2 separate regions of the Homo sapiens genome follow, and region 2 is linked to region 1. Evidence: read pairs that join two places in POLR2A ChIA-PET (ENCODE). Cell type or tissue: MCF 10A. All regions are shown on one strand. Each heading gives the region's core, and the rest is flanking DNA. Links, peaks and the distances in the headings are about the cores only. Region 1 overlaps LINC03125 (long intergenic non-protein coding RNA 3125). Region 2 has its middle 13 kb from the start of CD93.

Region 1 (12,526 bases), core at 1,732-9,731:
CAGCATGAACAGGCAGGATAGTTAGGCTGACTGTGATTGTGCTGGCCATGATGCTCGACTTGGCCCTAGGCTTGACTTTGTTTCATCTGTAATAGTCTCCATTTTTTCTTGCTGTGAAGTAAGCCACCTCAAAACTTAGTGGCTTAAAACAGCAGTTTATTCTTCTTCCCTACCATGGGTTGAGTGTGTGGTCCTTCTGCTGTGCTTGATGTGACTGTGTGGCGTCGTCACAGGGGGGCTTAAATGGGGTGAGACACCAAGCATGGCTCATTCAGAGGCCCAGTGCTTTGGGGAACGGCCAGGAGGCTGCACTCAGCCAGGACCCTCAGCGTCATCTCAGGGTCTCTGCCTCTCTTCGTGGCCTCTCCATGTGGACTTTTTAATTACATGGCAGCTCAGCACTCCCAGAGCACAAATAGGAGCTCTATCTGTAGGAGGTGGCCAGGCCTTCTACAGCCACAGGCCCAGGTCCCTTCCACCACAGCATGTGGGTCACAGACCTGCCCTGACTCACACAGTGGAAGGCAACAGGGCAGCATGCACACCGAAAGCCATCACTGGATCCTGTGTTTACAGCATCTCAATTCCACAGCAACACCCGAGTTTCCATCAAGGAGGCAATGAAGACCCAGCCCGGGCAGCAGGAGGCAGCGGTGTTATCAGGGGCCCACTCGTTCTGAGGGACCATAAAAATACTAGGAAAAGATCATTTTTCATCTTGACTACTTAACAATCTTACAGTTTTATTATAGTCTTAAAGCTCCTGGCCAGGGTTTTATCTTTGGGAAGTATCTCTTTATGTGCCAAGTGCCACCAAACAGCATCTGTTGGTGCCTCCTCCTACAGGAAGCAAGTGCCTCCTCATACAGGAAGCACTGGCATTAGGAACACCCTGTATTTCTCGCCTGCAGCTGCACTGTGTCACTCACTGATGTCATTCTCCTATCTGAAGGGCTCAGGGTCCACTCTCCAGCCTGACCTGCTGCGAGGTCACTTAGCTAAGACCAGCTAAAAATAGCAACTGTTGCTCAGAAGCACCGGCTCTGCATCATGGGCTCACCCTGACGCCTATGCCTCCCCGGGGACAGGGCCGCACGATGGAGGAAGAGCCGACTGAGCCAGCTCCAGCCACCTTCTCCAAGCACAGGACCTTGTGAGCTGTGAGCTGACTAACAGCTTCAGCATCGAGCTTTGGGGGATATTAATGCTTAGCTGATAAGCATTAATCATATCCCACTTAAGTAATGGTTGGGCCAATTTCTGTTTTCAATTAAGAATAAAATGTAAGCATTTGGTTCATATATAAGCAATCTTCAGTGAATGGTAAATTATTATTTTGGGAAAAAAAGTAAAATGGACATGTACTTAGAACTAAACTCAGAGCCTTGGGCAGTGTCTAGGATTTCTCTTTGGAAGTTGGATTGGGAAGAGGATGTGCCTGGGAGCTTATTGGATCTGAGGGGTGGGAGGAGACTTCCCCAGATCCACCGCACTGCCACAGTCTCTCTCAAGGCATCTCCAAAGGTGGCATCCCAACCTCAAAGTGACAGAAGAAGAATCATGGGCCATCGGCGGCACTGGTTTTCTAGGTTGTGTTATAATTTTCATTTCCCCATAGATGAAAAATGTCAATTGTGTTCATCTTGAAGGCTATGTTAGAATTAGAATGCTATTAAAATTTTCATGGATAATCTTAAAAAAATGCAATGATGAACATAACTACCTCCTAGAAATTGTGTTTCTTTCTTCCTTTAAAGTGAAAAAAAATATTACCTGTTGCTACCCTGTTCACCATTAGCCTTCAACGTGAATGGTGCAAAGCATTTTCAGTGTTAAGGCGGTTAAAATGGTCTTTTAGGAACAGCTTAGACATTAGCAGAATGCCTTCCTTATTCTATCACCGTATTAGGAGAAACAAGCAGAGCCCCCACCCCAAGCCTGTATTCTGTCCACTCCCAGTAGGTATCAGACAGAAATCTGCGAAGCCCCTCAGTGCTTTAGGTGAATCGGTGCTGACATCAGCTCTGAACTTTCCTTCTTCCACCCAGGTCTGACAGAGGACAGGTGAGCAAATCTCCTCAAAGCAAGTCAGACAGAGCCTGGCACCGCAAGATCAGGGGAGAGGTCTTCAGAAACAGCAGGCTGACATTCTCCCCTTCCCAGAGGAGAAAAAGGCCCTCTAACTGAGAAACAGTTTCACCATCAGTGGACAGCTCTCCCATGCTCAGCCCATGCCCTGAGAGGCCAGAACCCCAGTGCAGGCCACGCACCCACATCCACTCCTCATGTTAGAGGTTGTGTGCGACTGCTAGGGCTGCTGGGTAGACTGTGTGGCTTCAACTACAGGCCTTGATTTCCTCACAATTCTGGAGGCCAGAAGTCTGAGATCCAGGTGCCAGCAGGGTGGGTTTCTTCTGAGGCCTCCCTCCTCAGCTTGCCAACGTCCATCTTCTCTCTGTGTCCTCACAGGGCCCTTCCTGTGTGTCTGGATCCTAATCTCCTCTTATTGTTAAAGATACCACTGAGATTGGATTAAGACCCAGCCCAATGACCTCATTTTACCTTAGTCACCACTCTAAAGGCCCTATCTACAATACAGTCCCATTCTGAGGTACCAGGAGTCAAGGCTTCAACACAGGAATTTTAGGGGAGACAGAATTTAGTCTCTAACAGAGGTCATCTCATTTAAACCCTTGGACTTGAAAGTGTACTCCTCATCTGAACTGCTGCAGGTAAGGATGGGAATTAAGAGACCCAAGGAGGAGTGACTGTTGTATCAGGACAAGCTTGCTGAATTGAAATGAAAAACAGAAATCTGTCCATTGTGCCAGTCCCATTCCCTCTGGACTCAGCTCTAACAAGGTTTGGAAGGCCAAACTCCCAGATGCTGAAAGACAATGAAGTTTAAAAACAAGTCCATTGGTGGCATCCAGATCAGAGTTTCCAATCAGATACCTGGTCCTCTACGATTTTCACACCCAGCAGGGAGGAGAGCAGGCAGCCCTTTCTTTCCACACTCCCTGCCCACTTCACAACAATAGTTGGGAATGTGTTTCTGTGAAAGAAGTTCACAGCCAGCCACAGTGGCTCATGTTTGTAACCTTGCACTTTAGAAGGCGAGGCAGAAGGGTTGCTTGAGCCCAGGAGTTCCAGGTTACAGTGAGCTATGATTGCGCCACTGCACTCCAGCCTGTTTCTGAAAGAGAGAAAGAGAGAAAAGAAAGAAAGAAAGAAAGAAAGAAAGAAAGAAAGAAAGAAAGAAAGAAAGAAAGAAAGAAAGGAGAGAAAAGGAAGAAAGAAAGAAAGAAAGAAAGAAAGAAAGAAAGAAAGAAAGAAAGAAAGAAAGAAAAAGAAAGAAAGCAAAAGAAAGAGAGACAGAGAGAGAGAAAGAAAGAAAGAAGGGAGGGAGGGAGGGAGAAAGGGAGGGAGGGAAGGAGGATGGAAGGAAGGAAGGAAGGAAAGAAAAAGAAAGAAAGAAAAAAAGAGAAAAAGAAGGTGTTAGATAAAGCTAGGTTCTTCTTCAGTTTGTCCAGTTCCCCTGTTCTTTATTCTCTAAATTCGGAGTAACCCGCCACCTCCCCCTGCCCCGGCTTTTGCTGTGCAGTAACCTGTCTAAACATGCCTAGACATGAGAAGCCCCAGTCCACATTCCTTCCCTTATGTGGGAATAGGTTAGCTTTCTAGTCCCCCCTCAGATGACCCTTTCCTCCTCTTCCTGGCTCTTCTATCACGTGCCTACCTTATCTAAGAAAGTTTGAATGTTTAGCCAATCAGGACTAGTTTAGATTGTGTGGTCCAACCCCAGTCAATGGGGGAAAGACACAGAGGTAGAATCTGCGTTAGGAATAAAAACCGCTACTCTCCGTTGTTCTGTGTGCTTTTGCAGTCATGATTGATGCAGGCAGCACCCTTCTGCAGAAGTAAATTTTGCCCTGCAGCACAAAAGAGGAAGGAAAGCAAGGGAAGGGAAGGGGAGGGGAGGAAGGGAAGGAAAAGAGAGAGAAAGAGAAAGAGAGAAAGAGAGGAAGGAAGGAAGGAAGGAGAGAGAGAAAGAAAGAAGGAAAGAGGAAGGAAGGAAGAAAGAAAAGAAAGAAAGAAAAAAGAAAGAAAGGAAGGAGAGAAAGAAATGAAAGAGAAAGAAAGAAAGAAAGAAAGAAAGGAGAGAAAAAGGAAAAACAAAGAAAGAGAAAAGAAGGAGAGAAGGAAAGGAAAAAGAAAGAAAGAAGGAAAGAAAGAAAAAAGAAGGAAAGAAAGAAGAAAGAAAGAAAGAAAGAAAGAAAGAAAGAAAGAAAGAAAGAAAGAAAGAAAGAAAGAAAGAAAGAAAAAGAAAGAGAAAGGAAGGAAGGAAGGAAGGTCTTAACACCTTGGTAATTTTTGTGCTCTTCCCTGGACTTTGGACTTTGCAGCCTTAGGGAGACAGAGCTCTTTAATGTACACTTTCCCATCAGGCACTGCATGGCCAAGAACCTGCCTGCAAAGCCCCCACTGAAGGGAGGGTTTCTCCAAGGAGCTCTCCCCTTTAAAGGCCCAGGATTGCTCCTGAGAGTGTCTACTCTGCCATCAATACCATAAAGATTTCATCAGACGGCATGGAGAGTGTTCAGTTGGGCACTCTGGGTTGAGGGGTGAGGGTCACAGTAGGGTCATCTGGATCATTTCCCTGTCCCCCGGCCCCAGCTTGCTCCCTGATTGCATGTCATTTGACTCAGGCTGAGCCTTGCAGAAGTCATAGCGGGGTGGAGATGACTCACACTATGTGGTTTTCCAACTGTTGGGAGCAGCCAGGCAGGGTCCTTTTGTCATGAGCAAGGCCATCGCCAAATACACATTGGCCAGGGTTCGATGAAAATGTGAAAGTCTCAGCCCCATCACTGGACTATGACAGAAGCCTGACCAAGTATCCTTATCGAAATGAAAACCTTTCATAGAGGTGGTTCTCCACCTGTCAGGAGTCACTGATCCTAACAGGGGCATGAGAGCTGAAAGGAAACTTTCACAGTCATTTAATATGACATCTTTGTTTTTCCCTTTCTTAGCATTTGTCCCGGGTCACCTGGCTGGGGGTCAGGGGGTACATAGGCCAGGATCCCAGCTATGACTTTAGGAATGCCTGAAGCTGGGGGGTGCTCGGGCAGCAGGGAGGTGCTGAGGGTGACATGAGGGTGTACAGCATGGCAGGGCAGCAGAATCATCCCAGAAAGAGAGGATAGCCAAAGACATCGAGGCACAGGCGAGGTTGAGGAGCTTCGACAGTGGCCCTGAAAGGTGTATGGAGACCACGTTTCAGGACTTTGGCCACAGTGGAATCCCCCGACTGTTTTTGGGGACTGTGGTCAGGGTGACCCGGCTGTGGCACATAGTGCCCAAAAACAGTTTCTCCACATCCCTGCAGGGCCTATCAGCCAAAATTTTAGCAGGCCTCAAGCCCAGAAATCACTGGAATTCAAGGCTCTTAAAAATAATACTTGGCTAGGATACATGACCACATGACATTATTTCTAGTTAAATCAAAAGCTATTGAGGACCATGTCTATTTTCATTTCATTTATACAGGGGAGGACACCTCCCAGCATCTGGGACAGAGGGAAGTACACGTCTTTACAACCTTGGATAAAAGTCATGTAACTCATGGCGCTTCACCTTTTCCCATGGCTGCCAGGGGGCTCAGATAGGAACTACATGCTTGAGTCAGCAACCTTCATTAAAGTAGAGTTTATCTTATGACTTTGTCTTTCTTCTCCTTCAGGGCATGTTATGTACTTTTAATCTTTATCTTTATGTATCCTACTTTTTCTACTTATTTTATTATAATTTGTCTTGAGTCTTTTTAGAAAACAGGAGAATATAAATTGCACTGGAAGAATGTTTTAATCCTCTCTTTAAAAACTGTTTCATATACATTATTTAATCTTCCCCAAAGCCCTGTGAACTCCCCTAGTGCCTTTTTTTTTTTTTTTTTTTTTTTTTATGATCGAGTCTGGCTCTGTCCCCCAGGCTGGAGTCCAGCGGCACGATCTTGGCTCACTGCAAGCTCTGCCTCCCAGGTTCACGCCATTCTCCTGCCTCAGCCTCCCAAGTAGCTGGGACTACAGGCGCCCACCACCACGCCCGGCCAATTTTTTTTGTAGTTTTAGTAGAGACGGGGTTTCACCGTGTTAGCCAGATGGTCTCGATCTCCTGACCTCATGATCTGCCCGCCTCCGCCTCCCAAAGTGCTGGGATTACACGCGTGAGCCACCGCGCCCGGCCTCCTAGTGTCTTCTGAGTCTTCCAAGGGTTGGGCAATTTTCCCTCCGGTCATGGAGCTGAGCCGATTTCACTGTGCTCTGATTCTCTAAATACTGCTACTCACGTAGGGCAATTCTGTTCAACACGGTGAGCTGGGCCGGCTGTGACTCACAGCACCGAGCCCCTCCAGGGGTGGGGAGCTGATCTTTCTCTCCAATATGCATCCAGATGAGGCAGCAGGTCTCTGAAGGGCAACTCAGTTCATCTCAAACATGATGCCCAGAGAAATGTTATTTTTGCTCCCAGTTCCACTCTGTGATTAGCAGCTCACATCTTCCCATTCTCAGGCAGCCCTGGGTGCAGGCTGTAGGTGCCAGGAGGACAAGGGACCCCTCTTCTTTTTATCTCCATAAACCCATGGCTGAAACAAGTGCTTGGTACTCAGTAGATAATCCATAAATATTTACTAAGTGAGTGTTAATTTGGGCAAGTCATTTCACTTCTCTGAGACTCAGTCTCAAAAATGTGGGGAGATTAACTCCCAGCTTCCTCCTAGTATCGTCAAGCAGATTAAATGAGATTCAGAGAAAGCAAAGTGGTTTGCATTGTGTGTCTTTCATTATTCATAGTCAAAAAATCACAGCTGATGCCCAGAAAAGCACCTTCTACCCTGCTGACTTGCACCTCCACTGATCCGGGAGCATCTTCTCTTTTAAGAATATGCTAAAATATTTGCTCTGGGGGAAAGGCACTTGTGCTGATCCAAAGAGATTCAGGAAGGAGGAGTCCTTTATGGCCTCATCTTGCCCTTAGAAACTTCTTCCAGCCCATTTCTCCATGCTGAGGAGGAAAGCTCAGGTCAAGAGAGCAGTAGAGAAAAGATCAAGTGCTCCTATGGGCCTTTTGAATACCTCTAACCCAGCCGTGCAGGGATTCACCTTGCTTCCATGCATCACGACGAGGGAGGGTCCATCTCCATCCCCTCCTCAATGGAGGACATCAAGCCACTGGACCAGAGCCCTTCTCTGATCGCTACCCCCAGCTGTGTTTCATGGGATAAGAAATCAGGTATTGTAATCCTCTAAAAGACACAGAAGCAATTTTAGAAAACATACATTGAGCTGGTGCTGACATTTTGGGATAAGTACATAAACATGGCATCCAAGAATTTAAGACAAGCACATTGCATGGGTGTCCAACATTTGCCATTGGCCATATTTGTGTTTTAAAGAAGAATTGTAACCTAAAAATAGGAATCACACTTTATTCATTATATTTTTCACAGAGCTTTATTTTTGTATTGAAGGCTGGAAGCTATTAAGCTGCTGTCTCCTTACAACTGACCAAAGCCTGTGTGTGCACGTGATTTTTATTCTGGTACTTTGCCCTGGGACATCATTTCTGCCCCTTGCCACCGGTGCAAGCTGGACTTGAAGACAAGGGTCCCAGCACCTGGTGGAACCGCCCAACAAGCACCAGAGTCAGTCACTGGTTCCTTGTACCCCATTTTCAAGCACCCAAAGTGGTTCTTCCCCTCATGTATCGTTAGATCTACAGCTAAGCCAAATAGTGAAGGTGAAGACAAAGGAAAGGGCTCAAGATAACATTTCCCTTCCCTGAGTTGAAGTCATTAGTGACCCAGAAAACAGGAAGGGGGTGAGGCCTCATTTAGGGAGAGGAAAAGCAGAGGAAGTGGCACCCGGGGGTGTGGAGCAGGATGGAGCACACTTGAAGTGCTCCTTAGAAGGAGGCTGGTGGAGCCAGCCTGGGGGTGGGGTGGGTGGGGAAGCTTGGCTGGGGACACAGAAGGGCAGAACCACTCCCAGGATTGTTTTCCAAGGACAATTTACAGTACCCATTGTTGGCTTTTCCTCTGGGTAATTAGACACAACATGGGAGCAAGGGATCCTCATTCATCTTGTCACTGGGTTTTAATTTTCTTGGTCCTTCAGCTCCCAGCTGCCCTGGCAGATGTTCTGTCCACAAGTTCCAGGAAGTTCAGCAATGCTTCTTCTGCACTACTTTCACCCAGAGCTGACATGGTCTCTGGTAAGCAGCTTTAATTTGATATGGCTGGATGTACTTTGGGGCTGGCTGCAGCAGATGAGAAAAGCAACTCTTTTTATGATTTCTATAGCAGGGTTCATTGTGAAATTTAAAGCAGAGAGGAGACTTATTTCTTTACCCTGGGTGTGACACCCTTTGAAGCTAGCTGAAGTAAAATGCTTTGCCAAGGAGGAGGGAATGAAGGAGTCAGCATACAGAATGAAACTGGACCTTAATCCATCAGTGAGATAGACACGGCTGCTTAACAGATGAACGAATACATTTCCATGGTGCAATGAATCATTTCAGTTGTCCCCTTAAGAGTACATTTCTGAGATGTATTTCTATAGTGTGTGTGCGTGCACCTGTGTGTGTGTAACCGAAATATAAATTGGGCTTCATGTGGTCCAGGCTATACACAGAGTCACTGTCAAAGCAGCACCAGGCTAAAACAAAAGGCATCTATGGTTAGTTTCAGTTTTCACTCAGGTGTCTGGAAGAATGCTAAAAGGGATTCAATTTAAAAACCAGAGCAACACTTCTTAAAATTATGTTTTATTTATTTTCTTATTCTTCCAAAACTCGGTAGCCTTTCACTTGAAATGGCAAACATTCACATCACTTCCAGCTTTTGAGTCTTTCCTATTTTCATCTTCTGTCTGTGCTCTATCAGCATTTTACATGGACTGTAAAGTTTTCTCCCTATTTACCCATTACCTGAATTCTTCAAAACAAAAGAGGGCTCAGAAGCTGATCCAAGAAGCAGGAATCTCCTTCCCTTCCTGTCTCCGCCCACCCTGCCTGTCTTCGTCCTCTCAACAGTTTCTGCACCCCAGACTTGGCTGGCTAACACCCAGCTCTCCTTAGGAGCAAGCAAGGGAGAGGCTGAGACTCATTCAGAGGTTTCCAGTCCTCTGAATGGGTCCTTAGGCAATGGTCAGGAAATGAAGAGCAGGGGTTTAGAGCAGGGAGAAACTGGAATTTTTTTTTAAGCCTATAGCACCTGATAGTCTCAGTCTCCCATCAAGGTACTAACCAGGCCAGACCCTGCTGAGCTTCTGAGATCTGCTGAGATGGGGCATGTTCAGGGTGGTATGGCTCTTGGCAGAAATATTATTTTCTGTGTTGCTAAATCATGTTGCTGCCCTAGCTTCCAGACCCAGCTCTGCAGACTTCTGAAAAGAAAAGCCCATATGGACGGGTGCCACCCAAGGGCATCTCCGCTGACAGCCCAACTCCCCCCCAGCCCCCAACACATACACAGGGCAATGTCTCCTTGTCGGGTGTGAGTGTCACCCTCTGGAGTTCTCTGAGACTCTCCCACACTGAGCAGCCTGGAGTCCAGCCCTGGGTTTCCTCACAGGCCTCAGGGTCGGTGGTGGAACACACCAGGGTCCTTGCTTGTGGAAACTCTCAGAGGAGGCTGTGCCACCAAGTAAGCGTCCGTGGGGTTTCGGATCGCCTCTGGGCCACTCCTGCCTCTAGGAACCTCGGCTGGCACCTCGAGGTGTGGGCAGAGGGAGAGGCTGAGGCAAGACAAGGCAGCAAGGTGAGCCCAGGAGGCCGCAGGAGCCAGCCCCAGCTCCCCCAGGAGGCCTGGCTTAGGCATGCTGAGGCTCCATCCCCCTAGCCTGCTTTTCACAAGTCAGGACTGACATTCTGTGCAGACCCAGGGATCCTGACAGAGCTGAGTAAAGTATGAGTGTGCAATCTGAAAGTTCTTGAGCCACACTAGCATGCGAGCACAGGAAACTGCTGTGCGAGTGCAGGGCCCTGGAGCAGATCCTCCACTGTGGAGGGGCGCAGCGGCTGTGGCCCCGGGCTGAAACGATGGCTCCCCAGCCTTCCTAGCTGTTGGGGGTGGGGTGCAGCGGCTGTGGCCCCGGGCTGAGACGATGGCTCCCCAGCCTTCCTGGCTGCTTCCCCATTTCCTCCCACACAGGCTCACCGCTGTAGTCCTGGACACACTGTTGGGCTGGTGCATAGCAGGAACCCAATACATGAGTTGAGTGACTGGATAAACCCGGAGGCACTGACACCCTCCAACGGGGAACCCCTTCCTCAGTTCACCTCGCATTTGCAGAAAGCAGAGTAACATATATGACATTACTAGAAAATAGCAGGGGAAATGTAAAAATTGGGTTCAAAGTAGCCTCCTGGAGTTGAAATGGCTGCAGCTGTGTGGAATGGAACAGCAAAGGCAGCTCCACAGCAGAAAAGGGTCTCAACTTAGGCCCTGGGAGATGGACACAATTTCCCACCAGGGAGAAGAGAGGCCAGACGCCTCTAGCCACAGGGATAGTTGGCACACAGAGGTGTTAACTTTGGGATGAGTGTGGTTGAAGCCAGGGAAGGCCAAGCCCTGGCATCTCACATTCAAAGGAGCAGGTTCTCCTTGGAGCAGCCCCCAATCCCCCAGAGGAGGAGGGACCCCCAGGTATTCTCCCTCATAGCACCTTTTTTCTCATTGTGCTCATTACATTTGTGATATAATTTAGAGTAAGTCATGCAATGACGTATTAAATATCTGTCTCCCCACCAGACAGCACACTGCATGAGGGCTGGGCCTTAACACTTGGGTTCACTGAGTACCTGGCACTGTGCCCAGTGTGTTGTAAGGTACTCAGTGACTGCGTCAACACGGAAATGAGAACGCCGGGGCAGCTGCTCCCCCACCCCTACGCTCGCTGCAGACATGTGCTCCGTAGAGAGGGCTCCTCTCGAGGCCTAAGAGCGCTCCTGGCTTCCAGGATGCATGGATAGATGTGTCATCCAGATGGACCCTGGTTGGCACTGGACAGAGGGGCCTGGGGCTGCGCCAGGACTGATGGTAGAAGCACAGCAGAGGGTTGGTCTGGGCACCCAGTTCAGAGGGTCCTGCTTGGGGGCACGCCCTCTCCTGGAGGAAGCCAATGCTATAAAATTCCGTTAGGGACACCCCAGCTTCTGCTTCCCTGGGTTGGAGGGGCTCCCACCAGGCCCCTCCTTCCCTTTGGCTCCCTATACCCCAAAAAGGGAAGATTCTAGCAGCAAGGTCCCATTCTGACTCCAAGATGTAAGTCCCGTGCCTTCTGCTGGCCAGGTCCCGCACATCCTGGAACTGGGCCGCAGGGATCTGAAGCACTCTGCAGGGTCTCTCCCCAAGACCTGACTGGCCAACCTCCTCTCTCCTCATCTCTCCCAATGAGGAAGGAGCTGTCTGAGGAGAGCAGGAGGCAGGCCCAGCCAGCCTTGGGCAGGTGTCCTCCTACACCGGGGACAGAGAGGGACGGTGCACACAGATAGCAAGCAGCCTGCACAGGCCAGCACTCAGTGGCTGCACTTGCCAAGTGGAGCTTGCTTCATCTGCAGCCCAGGCCTGTGAGCTACAAACAGCATCTGGATGAACATGTTGGGCTTTCACCTTTGGAACTGTGGTGAGGGCAGTATCCTCCTTGGAAAAGGGTTACAGCCCCTGCTGACCCCGTGGTTGACAGCTGTGAAGGAGGCAACAGTGACACTTCCTACAATCCCAGGCCAGCAGCCCCAGGGAGGGAACATAAAGAGACCCCTGGGAGCTAAAGCTACGACTGCTAAACAGAGCCCTGTGGGCATCAGGACGGGTTCAAAATGAGATATCTGGAAACTGGAGGACCTGCAGGGGTGGTCAGGGTGGGAGCATCTCGGGAGCATCTTCCCACCAGAGCAGGTACAAAAATCTATTTATTCATTCAACACATAGTGGCCACATGGTCAGATATTGCCATCTACCTTTGGGAAGACAGATGTGAGGATGAGATGGGACGGTCACAGAGGGCCAGCAGAGCAGAGTACAAAACCAAAGAGGAAACCCCTTCTGCAGCCTGGGGGAGAGCATCTGGCCCTGGACAAGGATGGAGGCAGAATGGTGGGCCAGAGAGGCACATGAAAGGTGATGTGCGTGGGACCGCTGGATGAATGGATGTCCTGAAAATTGCACCTTGATGGCAATTTTAGTTCTTCTCTGCAAAGCCATGTGCCTCAGCCTTGTCCACATGCCAGAATCACCCGGCAAGCTTTGCAAAATGTTGATGTGCAAACCCCAAGCACAAAGATTCTGGTGTCTCGGGCCCGGGGTGCAGCCTGGGCATCTTCATTTAATGCAAGTGATTCATTAATGTGTGACAGTGCTGGAGATCCCTGGCTTGGAGAATCCTAAAATTTTCTCTAGCTTTAGTTCAGTTGCACCTGTAGGTAGAGCAGTTGCAGCTGATGACAGGCAGGCTGTGGGAGC
Region 2 (12,526 bases), core at 2,385-10,384, 58 kb before region 1:
CGTTCCTCTCTGGGCTTCAGTTTCCTTACATGTAAATGGTGTCACATCCACAGAGCCATGAGGATTAAATGAGATGACTCAGTAAAGCGCTTGGCATAGTAGGTGGTAAGTCTGTGGTTCCACGATTAGTGGTATGAATACAATCTCACATTTACTGAATAACAGTTCTAATGATTTATGGTTATTATTTTTGCCCTAGGTGATTCTCTGGCAGGGAAGTCACCAGGAACCCTCCAGAAGGAAGAAATGTCTAGCATGTCCTAGGTCCCCGCACCCTTGCAAAGACCCAGAGATGAAGCAATGCTGGATAGACCCCACCTGCACACAGAGAAGAAAGGCTGCTGGAGAGACATCATCAGAGGAGAGAGACAGTGGCTCTAATCCAAGAATCCAGGCAACGTGTGTAGGGCTCAGGGTGGCATGTGTGTGTTTTCATGCCCAGCACCAGGACCTGAGCACTGAGAGCTTTCCCTACCTGCCATGGGATCCTGGTATCAAGGTGTTGCCCGAAGGTTTCAGCACCATGTGGTCAATTGTCCATGCATCTTTATGCCAATCTATCATCCCCGCTGCTGGGTCCCAGAGCCATTCAAGTTGGTCTGAGGCATTCAGGGCTTGCCATCTCCCAGTGGGCACAAGGCAGCTCCCCTGCAAGAACACTTCCCAGCTTTGATGACCTAACCCTCCTTGCTGGGGTGCAGATAAAGGACACGGCAGGTGCACTACCTCTGTAACCCTCACTCAAATATGCCAGTCTGTGGGCTCATATGCCTTGACCTCCAAAGCACAGACATGCCAGCTGGGCATAAGCTGGGACCCCTTTGGAGGGGAGCCAGAAGCATTCAGAGCCATCAGCAAAGCAGAGTCTGCCTCTCTGCAGGGAGCTGTCTGTGGAGCTCCCTGTGTGCCCTGATGGTAGGATTCAATCGCTCCACAGAAACCTGGAATTCTCCCTGTTGTCCTGAACTGTGAGAAGCCAAGTCCTGTGTTTTAGATACAATACCATCTGAATTCTGCTCTCACTGCTGGCCCATGTTCTGTGGCTTCAGCCGAGTAATTCCACTCTCCAGGGCTCTTTGTCATCCATCTGTGAGAGCCAGTCCGGGCAGAGAAGGAGAGGAGCAGGGCAAGCTGAGAATGCAGCCCATGATGCCGCCCCGATTATGGTGTTTCCTCACTGGACACGTGGATGAAGCGTGCTCGGGTTTTGACATCTCATAAAGAATGAGCTGACAGAATTGGGTTTGATTCAGTCATTTTGAAAATAAGCGAAGTTGCTTTTTGATATCCTTTTTGTCGAAAATGACAAATAGCTTGCCTTTGTGTATACCTGCCTCGTTTCTCAGTCCGGATATATCTGTTTCTTAGGAAGTGGGGGGACCAGCAGGAGGGGAGGAACATGGCTGTCTCATGGCCCCAGCAGCCAGAGAAAGCCCCCAGGTAGGTGCTGGCTGTGACATCAGGTCCCCGTGCACTAAAATAGTGGGGAGCAAGGAGCATGGGTAGGGCACATGCCCAGTCTGCCCCTGGTGAAATGACAGAGAAGAGCCCTTCCTAGTTAGGCATTCAAATCACGACTGGATCCCCCAATACACAAAGGCGTGGTTGATGTTTCCATGCCAGATCCTAGCACGGAAAGCTGTTCACCCAATAAGCGTCCACCCACGCCCCCACTTCTGGCCTGTTCCACTGATGAAGGTGCCCGTATATGTATCTGTCTGCCCATAGTGGGGTTTCTTTGCCTGCTTTTATTTTACCAGTGGCTACATTTCATCATCCAGCTTCATTTCCCATAGAAGTTCTGAATGTTGTCTGGTTTTCCTCGAAACTATGAATCACACTGTGCACGCCCTACCTCTCTCTAGCATTGTAAGAAAAGCACTCCTCTGTGCAGGACACAATCCTGTCTACTGCCCCTGAGAGCCCTGGTTCATCTCGTCCCTCCATTCCAGTTCCTTCTAGAAGGTAAAAGTTGGAAAGTGACCTGAGCCCAGTGCGGGACAATATGGCAGTGCTCTTCAAGGCCTCCGCTGGAACATCTTGTGTCTCCCAAGCTGGATGCTGTGCCTGGTCATTGGAGAAAGTAAAGGCAAAGCCTCAGGACAGCTTCCAGACACCAGTCTCTTCATCGGGACGAGGTCAGCTGCTGGCTCCCAGGTTGGGTCCAGCTCTTCATCATTTACTATTAGACCCACACAGTGTTTTAAATATTTCAGTGAATTGTGCATATTTAAGAAATGTGAGATTTTACAGAAAGATTTGCATTTCTGGCTTTTCTAAAAAAAAAAAAAAATCAAAGTGTCTTGCAATGCTGGCAACCAGCCCAACGTGGCAATCAGTGCCTGCATTAGCTTCCTCCTTAGTGCCGCCAGGCTGGCTCCTGCAGCCCTGGGAGCCTCAACATCACTAAATACCTATAACACAATAGCCTATGCATCTTCTATCGAAAGTCATGACAGTTCTTCAAATGAAAGTTAGCTGGGAACTATCCAGGATTCTCCCTATACCAAGCTTGTCCAACCTACAGCTCAAGGGCCCATGAGGCCCAGGATGGCTTTGAATGCAGTCCAACACAAATTCATAAACTTTCTCAAAACACTATGAGATTTTTTTGGTGATTTTTTTTTAGCTCATCACTATCGTTAGTGTTAGTGTATTTTATGTGTGGCCCAAGATAATTCTTCTTCCAGTGTGACCCAGGGAAGCCAAAATATTGGACATCTCTCCTCTTTATAAAGCAGGGAGGGTCCTTCTAATTGTAACATCTTATGAATTCTTGAAGACTCTACAACTGTTACTCTCCCTTATTCTTCTTAAGACCAGCTCCACTGTGCACCTGATGCTAGTAAGCGTTGGGACGTGCTGGGAGACTCCCCTATTCAGGGGACAACCCTGACAGATCTGAGCAATGATGACATTTCTGTCCCCAGCTGACACCTGGCTCAGGAGGGACCTGGCTCAGGAGGGACACAGACTGGCCCATGTGGCATAAGGGAAAGTTCCATATGCTTCTGGGAAAGTCCCCCTTGCTCTTAAACAGAGACTGGAGAAATGGCCAGCCTGTCCTCTGAGTGATCTTCTGAGGGCTGGTGTGCAAAGCTGCTGTGGTCAGGACAAGCTGGCTCAGAAAGGTGGCAAAAAGAGGGCAGGAGCTCGGGTCCCCAAAAGCCTCCTGGAACTGTGGGATTCACCAAACCTGAAATGATCCCACCTGAGACTTCTTATATGAAATTATTCTCATTCTTAATTGTTTGAGCAGTTATACTTTGGTTGTTACTTGCAGCCAAAAGCATTTTCTCCAGACTTCTGAGTCCTAAAAATTTCATTCTTTGACACAAGAGCTGACCCAGAGGCCCTGAAGCCCCTCTCAGGCCTGCAGAGCTTTGGTCTGTTTGCTGAATCAGATTCATATCTACACAACAGTTCTAGGGCCAAATTCTGCTCTCCCACACTCCCACCCACTCATATTGGAAGACAGAAGAGTCTTCTAGCTGAACTGTTTCTGGTGAAAGAGTAGCCTTCCTTCGCGGGCACTGACACTGAGGGAAGCAGCTCAGTGGCTACTTCCACCTGCAGATATTCCAGGTGGTGGCTCAGAACAGCTGACAACCATACCTGGGGAAGACTGGCCTTTATTTTTCTGGTTGTTCATACTCCAACAGCTAGCACCGTACGTTGGGGTCCAATGAAGCGAGCAGCAGTAGATGGCATGGCCAGGGCAAGGCAGACACGCTGGAGCAGTCGGGAAACCTGGCATCTACACCCATGCACTGGCACCCTCACCTTCCTGTTTCCCGTGGGAACAAAGTGGGCGGCAAATGCAGGGTGAGATACTGGGTCACTTCAGGCTCCAACTTGCAGAAGCTGTTTCAGACCCACAATGGGAGCAGGCTGCATCTTTTGCCTACTCAGGATAAAACGTGACACTGCTGCGTCATACAGAGATAGTTCTGCATGGTTTCCTAAGAAAGGCAAAGCCAGAATGCCCGGGGACTACCAGCATTTTACCTGAGTAATTACCATGTGAGCATGTTATCTTCAGGAACAATTTTGCTGTGCTTTAATAATTTATCTCTGAGCTAAAAAATTATAATTGAAAATGATAAGCACTTTCACGAGTTGGGTTGCCACACTGCAAAACCAATTTATTGCACAGAAGATTATAAAACACATTTCCATTCAACTCAGTCTCAAGTGATGGGCAGGTTGGAGGGGCTACAGAACCACAGTAGTATTAGGAAACTGCACAACTCGTATACCAAATAAAAGCATCAAGGATATGGGGGCAGCTGGAAAGCAGCCCTGCTCTGGTTGAGGGTTACTGTCGACATCTCCCTGTAATACAGCAACCTGATTCCTAAAGAAACAGATACAGTAGGCACTTCACTCAAACTAATGCTCTCCTCAGCCCAGGGCAGGGGAGCTCAGCCACAGGCCAGGTCCAGCCTCAGCTTTGCCAGATCCTTGCACGGGTCATGGAGGAGGCTCCTGGACCCGTGCAAGGATCTGGCAAAGCTGAGGTCCAGGCCAGCACAGCCCAGTTCTCTCCTCCTGCTGCAGCCAGGCTCTCAGCACGTGCATTCACCCCCACTGCTTTCCATCTGCCCACTTCTTCATTCATGGCTGTCCTTTCTGCCTCTCTGGTGTCCTGGGGCTGCTTTCACGTCGGCCTCCTCTGACCTCTGCAGGCCAACCACATGGGCCCCATCAGTCCTCTGCTCCCTGACCCTCAGGCATCCCTCCTGGAAGTGTCCAGTGTGTGGGCACCAGGTGGTCCACATTCCCTGGGCCTCTTCCCTGCTCTGGCCTCCACAGGGTTCCCTCCTGGGCCCTGTCTCTCTCCTGCCCAACTCACCGCTGCTCGGTTGCATCCACTCCCCACATGTCTCCTACTGCCCCATCTCGCGGCCTCACAGATGTGCCTGTCCACATCAGGCCTGTCCTTTCATCTCCCAATCAGAGCACCCAGCTGTCCACTATTTCCCAGAACATCTCAGAGTCACCAAGACCCAAACTACTCCCACTTCCTCCCCCAGTCCACCATCCGTCCAGTGATCCACGACGTGCAGGCGGCATCCTTCCTCCCACCTTCCCAGCCTCTAGGGATGATCTGGCTCCATGCCCTGGGCCAGTCCTCTTTTTCCCCGCCCATGCCCCACCTCCACCGCCTCTCACATGGGTGGGCACAGCACTGGTGTCCTGACCAGCCCCTGGCTCCAGCCTCATCCCCTATGCTCCATGCTGTAAGGTGAGATCATGTTGAAATAGAAGCCTGATCATTTGTTTTCCCATAAGCACACACACCACAGTGAAATGCTGCTGGGGCTTGCCATTGATCATAGGATAAAAATCAGATTTTTTTTTTTTTTTGAGGCAGTCTCACTCTGTTGCTCAGGCTGGAGTGGCACGATCTCGGCTCACTGCAACCTCCGCCTCTTGGGTTCAAGCGATTCTCCTGCCTCAGCCTCCCAAGTAGCTGAGATTACAAGCATGTACTACCATGCCCAGCTAATTTTTTCTATTTTTAGTAGAGATGGCATTTCACCATATTGGTCAGGCTGGTCTCAAACTCCTGACCTCAAGTGATCCGCCCACCTCAGCCTCCCAAAATGCTGGGATTACAGGCATGAGCCGCTGCGCCAGGCCAAAAATCAGATTTCTAACACGGCCCTGTTAGCCCTGGGACTTTGGTCCTTCTTGTTTTCTTTTTTCTTTTTTTAATTTTTTTTGAGACAGAGTCCCGCTCTGTCACCAGGTTGGAGTGCAGTGACGCGATGTCAGCTCACTGCAACCTTCGCCTCCTGGGTTCAAGTTATTCTCCTGCCTCAGCCTCCCGAGTAGCAGGGACTACAGGCACACGCCACCACGCCCAGCTAATTTTTGTATTTTTAGTAGAGACAGGGTTTCACCATGTTGGCCAGGATGGTCTTGATATCTGGACCTTGTGATCTGCCCACCTCAGCCTCCCAAAGTGCTGGGATTACAGGCGTAAGCCACCGTGCCCAGCGGATCCTTCCTATTTTCATGTCCACATTCCCCAGCCACAGTTCTGTGGGCCACCCAGTCCTTCCACAAGGCCAATACACACACACGCACACACGTGTGTGAACATGCATGCAGACTGAGTGACTGATGAACTCTTTTAACTGCATTAGGCCTTGGGGAGCTTTGCCCATCTCCCCACTGTAGATTCAGCCTCCTGGTTACATGCTCTCACTGCAAACCTCTCAACCTTGCTCCTCTTCCTCCCAGAACTGAGCATAGTGGTAACTTTGTATATGTGAAATTGATCTCCCAACAGTAAACTGTGAGACAGTCAGAGCTGGAAACTCATCCCTCTTGTCTATTGCTGGCTCCCTAGTGCCTGCTATAGGGAGCAAGTGATCAGTAACTACTTGATCCCAGCCATACATGGGAATCACCTGGGGTGGGGGACAAACCATAGTACCAAGCCCCATTCTGGACCAACTATATCAGACTTGCTGTGGGTGAGGCGCACGCGCACACACACACACACACACACACACACAGGTGATTCTTACACCAGCTCTGAGAAGCACTGAGGTTGGGAAGTGAGAGGTGGAGAGCTTGCTAGCATGAATATTGATGTCACAGCGTGAATCTTCACTGTTCCTTGTTCCTTTCCCCAAGGCCAAATAGAAGAGTCCCAGATGTTCTAACTAGCTTTATTTCCCCAAGTGTCAGCATTTGGCCAGCATGCCTGAAGATCTAGAAACTGCAGCTTCTCTGCCACATACAGCCAATGCTTCACCACCCGCCTTGTGCAGGGAGAGCAAGCCTCAGCTTTGCCTGTACACTGTGCTGTGCACACCAGATCCCCAGCATAGGACAGTAACAGCACAGGCACTGCAGGGGACTTCAGGGAGGCCTGAATGGCCCTGGACCCCCAGCCCAGACTTCTGTGCAGAAGAGTTAAGAGTTATTGAGTGACTGCAACCTAAAGGATATTTCTTCTTTAGGTCATTTAACTACACTACCAGCTTCTTGAAGCCAGGGGCTGCGTCTCGTGGACCTTATTGTCTGCTCAGCAATAACACAGGGCCTGGTGCTTTCTGACGAATCCACACACATGCACTGAGTGGAGCTGCGCTCACGGATGAGCACAGCTGCATCTTTCACGGAGGCTGCTTTCCTGTCAGCTTGCATTTCCCTGGATCTCTGTGTACTGTGGAGTACAGGGCCTTGGGCTGAGCCCAAAGCATTCTGAGCAAAGCATGCATGTATGGGCATGTATGGGAACTAGGAGTTCTAAACGCTTTCCCTTACCCTGTCCCCTTAATCCTCTTACCAACCTGCAAGACAGGTCCTTCCACAGTTTCATGTGAGATGAGTAACGGCAGTTTTCTCAGCTGTTAGGCAAGCTGATGCCTTGCCAAGCTCAAACCTGGAAGACTGATGTTGAAGAAGCAAGGAGGGTTGAAAGAGCCATGAGTGAACAAGGAGCCAGGAGTGATGGGGAGCCAGTAGTGATGGGGGAGCCAGAAGTGATGGGGGAGGAGCCAGGAGTGATGGGGGAGGAGCCAGGAGTGTTGGGGGAACCAGGAGTGATGAGGGAGGAGCCAGGAGTGATGGGGAGCCAGTAGTGATGGGGGAGCTAGGAGTGATGAGGGAGGAGCCAGGAGTGATGGAGGAGCTAGGACCCTAACTTATACCTGGAGTAGAAAGAGTAGGGACATGAGGAGGAGCATCCACTGAAGGAGTTTATGTTCCTTTTTGACCTGATGTGCCTCCAGAAATGGAGCCTGACAGAAACGGGAATCTGCAGCCAAAGTCCTTTGCCCTCTCTTGGTCAGGCTTTGCTGTATTAATTCCATGTTCATGCAAACATCTGTGCATGAGTGTCTATGACAACTGTATTCACAATAGCCAAAACCTAGAAGCAACCCAATTATCCTTCCACAGGTAAATGGTTGAAAGTGGCTCATCCATACTCTGAAATACTACTCAGTAATACAAAGTAATAGATTGATCCACACATCTACCTGGATGCGTCTCCAGAGAATTATGCTGAGTGGGGCAGCCATAACCAGAGGTTCATGTTGTATGCTTCCATTTATGCAATAATCTTAAAATGATATTCTATCAATTCTTTCAATGGAGAACAGACTAATAGTTGTCAGGGGTTAAGGTGGGGTGGAGTCAGGGGGCAAGTGAGTGTGGTTAAAAAAGGACAGCAGGAGTCATCTTCATGGTGACAGACATGTGCCGTGCTCTGCGACAGGGTCAGTCTCCTAGTGGTGATAGTGTTCCATAGCTTTACAAGGTACTATCACAGGTAAAACTGGGTAAAGGGTACATGGAATCTTTCTGTATTATTTCTCATAAGTTGTATGTGAATCTGCAAATATCTCAAAATAAAATGTTTTATTAAAAAAAAACAGGAGAGATTCTCAGGGCAGAAGTTTACTTATACATTGCATAAGAACTAGATGCAAGTGGCTTTGTCACCTGTTCGCTGCAGGGAAGTCACACCCGTCCAAAGGGCCACCAGCATCCACCTGGATCTCATGAACCAAAGGCCAGTGCTCATTGCCCAGCCCCGCAAAGCTGAGGTGTTCAGTGGGGCCAGAGCTGCAGGCCCTGGGAGGGGTGGGGACAAGCTTTGTGCCAAGAAGGTGCAGGAAGCCATCCAGCAGGGCTTTGATGGTGCAGTGGGCACTATAGCCTCTACCATCCTAAGAAGATGCTGGAACTGTCAACACAATAGCCAGTCCTCTGCAGGCGCTGTCTCCAGAAAGTTCTGTTAAAATGTAACACACTACAGAAGCAAAGGAACACCATTACCATCATAACATCAGGGATCTGCAGCACTTCCTGTAAGAGCCTATACACTAAATATTCTCAGCTTGGCAGGCCACTGGTCTCTGTTGCAACTATTTAAGTCCATCTTTGAGGCTTAAAAGCAGCCATAGACAATATGTACAGCAATGGGCATGGCTGTGTTCCAATAAGACCTTCTTTACAGAAACAGGCCGCAGGCTGGTTTGGTCCACATGCTGCAGTTTGCCCACCCCTCCCATTATTTTATATGATGTTTTTGTAGTTTGCGGGGCTTGTTGGCCCCAGCCACCACTGAGGGTGCATGGATACCTCTTAGCAGGTTCAGAGGTGGACCTCTCTAACTGAAGGGAAGCATGGGGCAGCTGAGGGCCGGATAAGAGCCTGGGGTTCTGGGAAGGGTGCTGAAGACCAGCTTGGATACCCACACTGGCCCTGTCAGGGGTCCTTAGAGCCAGATGGGAATAAGCTAAAAATGGGGTGAGATGTTTTAGCCCTCAGTATTGATGTCAACGGTGAAGGTGTCTGGGTCTTTCTCCCCCTCATGCCAGCTAAGGGTATGTTAATTCACCCTGAATCTGCCCAGGTCAATGTTCAAGACTGTGCACCAGGAAAGGAAAACACTTCATGGAGCAAGAAACCCAGGGCTGGCCTAGCTATGTTCCTAACAGAGCACTCACTCCTGCCCAGTGTTGCTGGAAAATCAGGGGCCGATTGAAAGCGCCTTCCCTGGGTTGTGTGACAGTGAGCTCTCACCACTAGACAATGGGATCTTTATCTGCCTTAGGGATTTTAGTAAAGGTGATCTTTCACAGTCTTGCCTTAAGGCAAAATCGAGCCATTGTTCTCATGCCTTATTTCTTCAAAACCTTCTGCCCAGGCCGGGAGCAGTGGCTCACGCCTGTAATCCCAGCACTTTGGGAGGCCAAGACGGGTGGATCACCTGAGGTCGGGAGTTTGAGACCAGCCTGACCAACATGGAGAAACCCTATCTCTACTAAAAATACAAAAAATTAGCTGGGCGTGATGGCACATGTCTGTAATCCCAGCTACCTGGGAGGCTGAGGCAGGAGAATCACTTAATCCCAGGAGGCAGAGGTTGTGGTGAGCCGAGATCGCACCATTGCACTCAGCCTGGGCAACAAGAGTGAAACTCTGTCTCAAAATAAATAAAAAAATAAAAATAAAAACAAAAAATAAAAATAAAAATAAAAAAACCTTCTGCCCAGCTCTTGCCTGCATCTGGATAGAAGACTCCTGGAGAAACAAACAGTAGAACTCACAGACCATGTTGGCTACCAAGTTCCTTCTCTAAAGCACACGAAGACATTGGGAAATGACTCAAATGCCAGGAAGGAAGTTTAAAAAAAAAGTGGAGGAGCTCATTTAAAAGAACAAAAAATAATGACAGGCAAGCTAAAATAACAAGAAAAGATATGACATCAGCTCAGGGTTTTTTTTTTCCTATAAATGATGCCAACTCCCACTCAGAAGAGTTGGAGTTGGAGAATTTTTCCTTGGCGGGTAGGGGAGGGAATGTGTGCAGATGCTTTCTGTGAAGGTGGGATAGGTGACTTCCTCTGTGCCCGGTTACCTCGCATATGTCATGCCCAGCAGCCGGGGGAATCTTCACCAGCTGAACCCATCACATAACCAGCTCCTAGATCAAGAAGCAGAACATTCTCTGCTCCCTAGACCCCCGGGTCATTCCCCCAGGCTCCATACTCCCCGCTCTGACAGCAGCGATGGTCACGTTGGGCTGTTGAGCATCCATGCATGCAGGGTGTGTGCTCTTTGTATCTGGCGTCTTTGGGCAATTCATCCGCATTGTGTGTGGTTGCAGGCTGTTCATCTCACTGCTGAGTATTCCACTTTGTGAATATGCCACGGTTTTGCAAATCTATTCTGCTATTGATGAGATTTAGATGGTTTCCGGATTTTGTTGTGCATGATTTGAGGGAGACAGAGAAGGGCCCACCACTCCCTGTGATCCATCTGAGTTTTCTGAAAGGCTTCCCTCCAGGCAGGTTGCTTTGCAGGCATCACTCTCACCCCACTGTTCTTAGCCAGGGGAGTTCCCTGAGGGGCCTGCACAAAGTTGTTATCGACTCCCCGACACTCAAGCACCAGGGGCCTTTCATCCCAGCAGAAGGGAGAGGAGAGGTAACTGGGGCACGTTTTGCGCCTTCACCATTGTATGTCTGAGTCATGATGTCTTTACAACTCCTCAGAGGTCCTCCGCATGCAATTCCCTCCAAACCACTGACAGGCAGCCTGAAGACCTGGTTAGGTACCGGGTTTGGGATAAAATAGACAGCCTTGCCCTCAAGGAGCTCACAGACAAGTTAAAAACTCCAAAACCAAGTTTGATTGATGTAATGCCAGAAAATGTAGCCAGAGTCTGGCATGCGAGAGTAGCGATTGAGGGTCTCTCTCAGGGAAGGAGGGGAAAGGGGTGTAGCAGGAAATTAGAAATTAGTAGAGAAATCAAACTTGCTTCAAGAAATCTTAAGTGACCGACTGCACTAGACATTTATTACATGGAAAGAGGAGTCACTGAGTAATGGTATTGGTGTAGAATCAAGTAATGATTGTGCACAGAATTCTCTTCTCTTTGTGGTTCATTGAATTGTTGTGACTTTTATATAATGGCCTGCAGAATAACAGTGCACCTCCACAAAACCTCAGTTCAGCCTAAAGGGAGGCTTTGTTGAAGTGAAAAGGTGTTTTTGAATTTTCCTGTTTTCTTTGGTTTATGCGCTGAGTGCTGATTCCCATGTCTGGTGACTTGTCACTCCTCGATGAACAGAAACTACCAGAGACAGGAGTGGGCCAAGGGAGTTGGCGACTGTGAGGTGAGGTCGGGGTCCTGGGGAGGAGGGTGGAGGGTGGAGAAAGAATAAAGAAAGAGGATGTGCTGGTTAACATTGAGAGTTCTGACTAACACAGAGGGTCTCTGTGCTGATTTGCTCCAGATACCACAGGAGGTGGCCCTGTCAGCCTGGAACCGGCATCGGGAGTGCCCGTGGGACCATTTGATTGACACTTTGCTCCTCCAGTTTTCTGATCAGACCGTGACTTTTGGCTGTGATATTGTCCAGGCCTGCCAAAGTCCACTATGGATGCCAGGTTCAGGGACCCATTCTGCCCTGCAGTTGACCCTTGTCTCCTGCTCAACCCTGAAGCCCCTGCAGTGTGTATAGACCCTGGACCCACTGGGCTCCAGCACTGCCTGTCACACCCCTGCAAGCCAGGTGAGGCTGGCTCAGGCTGGTGAGGAAGTGCTTGTGAGGAGAGCCAGGGCTCCATGCCAGGGTAAGAGTAGGACCAGGAACGATGTATTTGGTTATTGACTTTTCCTGCTTCCTGAGCTTTATAACAACACGGGGAAGAGGGTCCTGTGATCATCTCAATTTACAGACAAGGAGACTGGGGTATGTAGAGACCAAGTTTTTGTGCCAAGGCTGTGCTCAAGGTGAGATTCAAACTCCAGGCTCTTTGACTTCCCTACACTGCCTGTGCCGCAACCTCGGGAGCAGAAGGTCCGGAAATGTGGGGCAAGAAGTCAGGGGCCGGGGAAAGAGCCAATGTGGTCACCATTCTGCTGGAGGTGGGTCTCCAAGTGTCTCAGCTAGCATTGCCCTCAAAGATGCTCAGCAAGTTCTTTCACAGTAAGAAATTTCAGAGAAACTCCAAGGAGCTTCTCTGGAAGAGAACATCTGGGGAA

What was found. Peaks named below come from ENCODE experiments on the same cell type or tissue, not always from the same donor. Only the 100,000 strongest peaks of a DNase experiment are listed, where the experiment ranks them.
Region 2: POLR2A ChIA-PET joins it to region 1 with 16 read pairs; 6 of 35 experiments call an interaction of 5 or more read pairs at or near these places.

What each region holds. Positions count from the first base shown.
Region 1 is chr20:23,151,592-23,164,117 of GRCh38, forward strand. It overlaps LINC03125 (long intergenic non-protein coding RNA 3125), which reads left to right. Exons shown (of 6, transcript NR_199692.1): 2 at 8,181-8,277. It also overlaps the pseudogene RNA5SP478. Among named protein-coding and RNA genes, the nearest start is that of LINC03125, 9.8 kb to the left of the region's middle. RefSeq lists a silencer at 8,636-8,735 and an enhancer at 10,261-10,310. In MCF 10A, for the core only: no CTCF peak of the experiment used is centred there; DNase peaks (open chromatin) are centred at 3,670, 4,680, 6,320, 9,110 and 1 weaker place.
Region 2 is chr20:23,093,339-23,105,864 of GRCh38, forward strand. No RefSeq gene overlaps it. Among named protein-coding and RNA genes, the nearest start is that of CD93, 13 kb to the left of the region's middle. RefSeq lists an enhancer at 2,801-2,950. In MCF 10A, for the core only: no CTCF peak of the experiment used is centred there; DNase peaks (open chromatin) are centred at 3,843 and 7,303.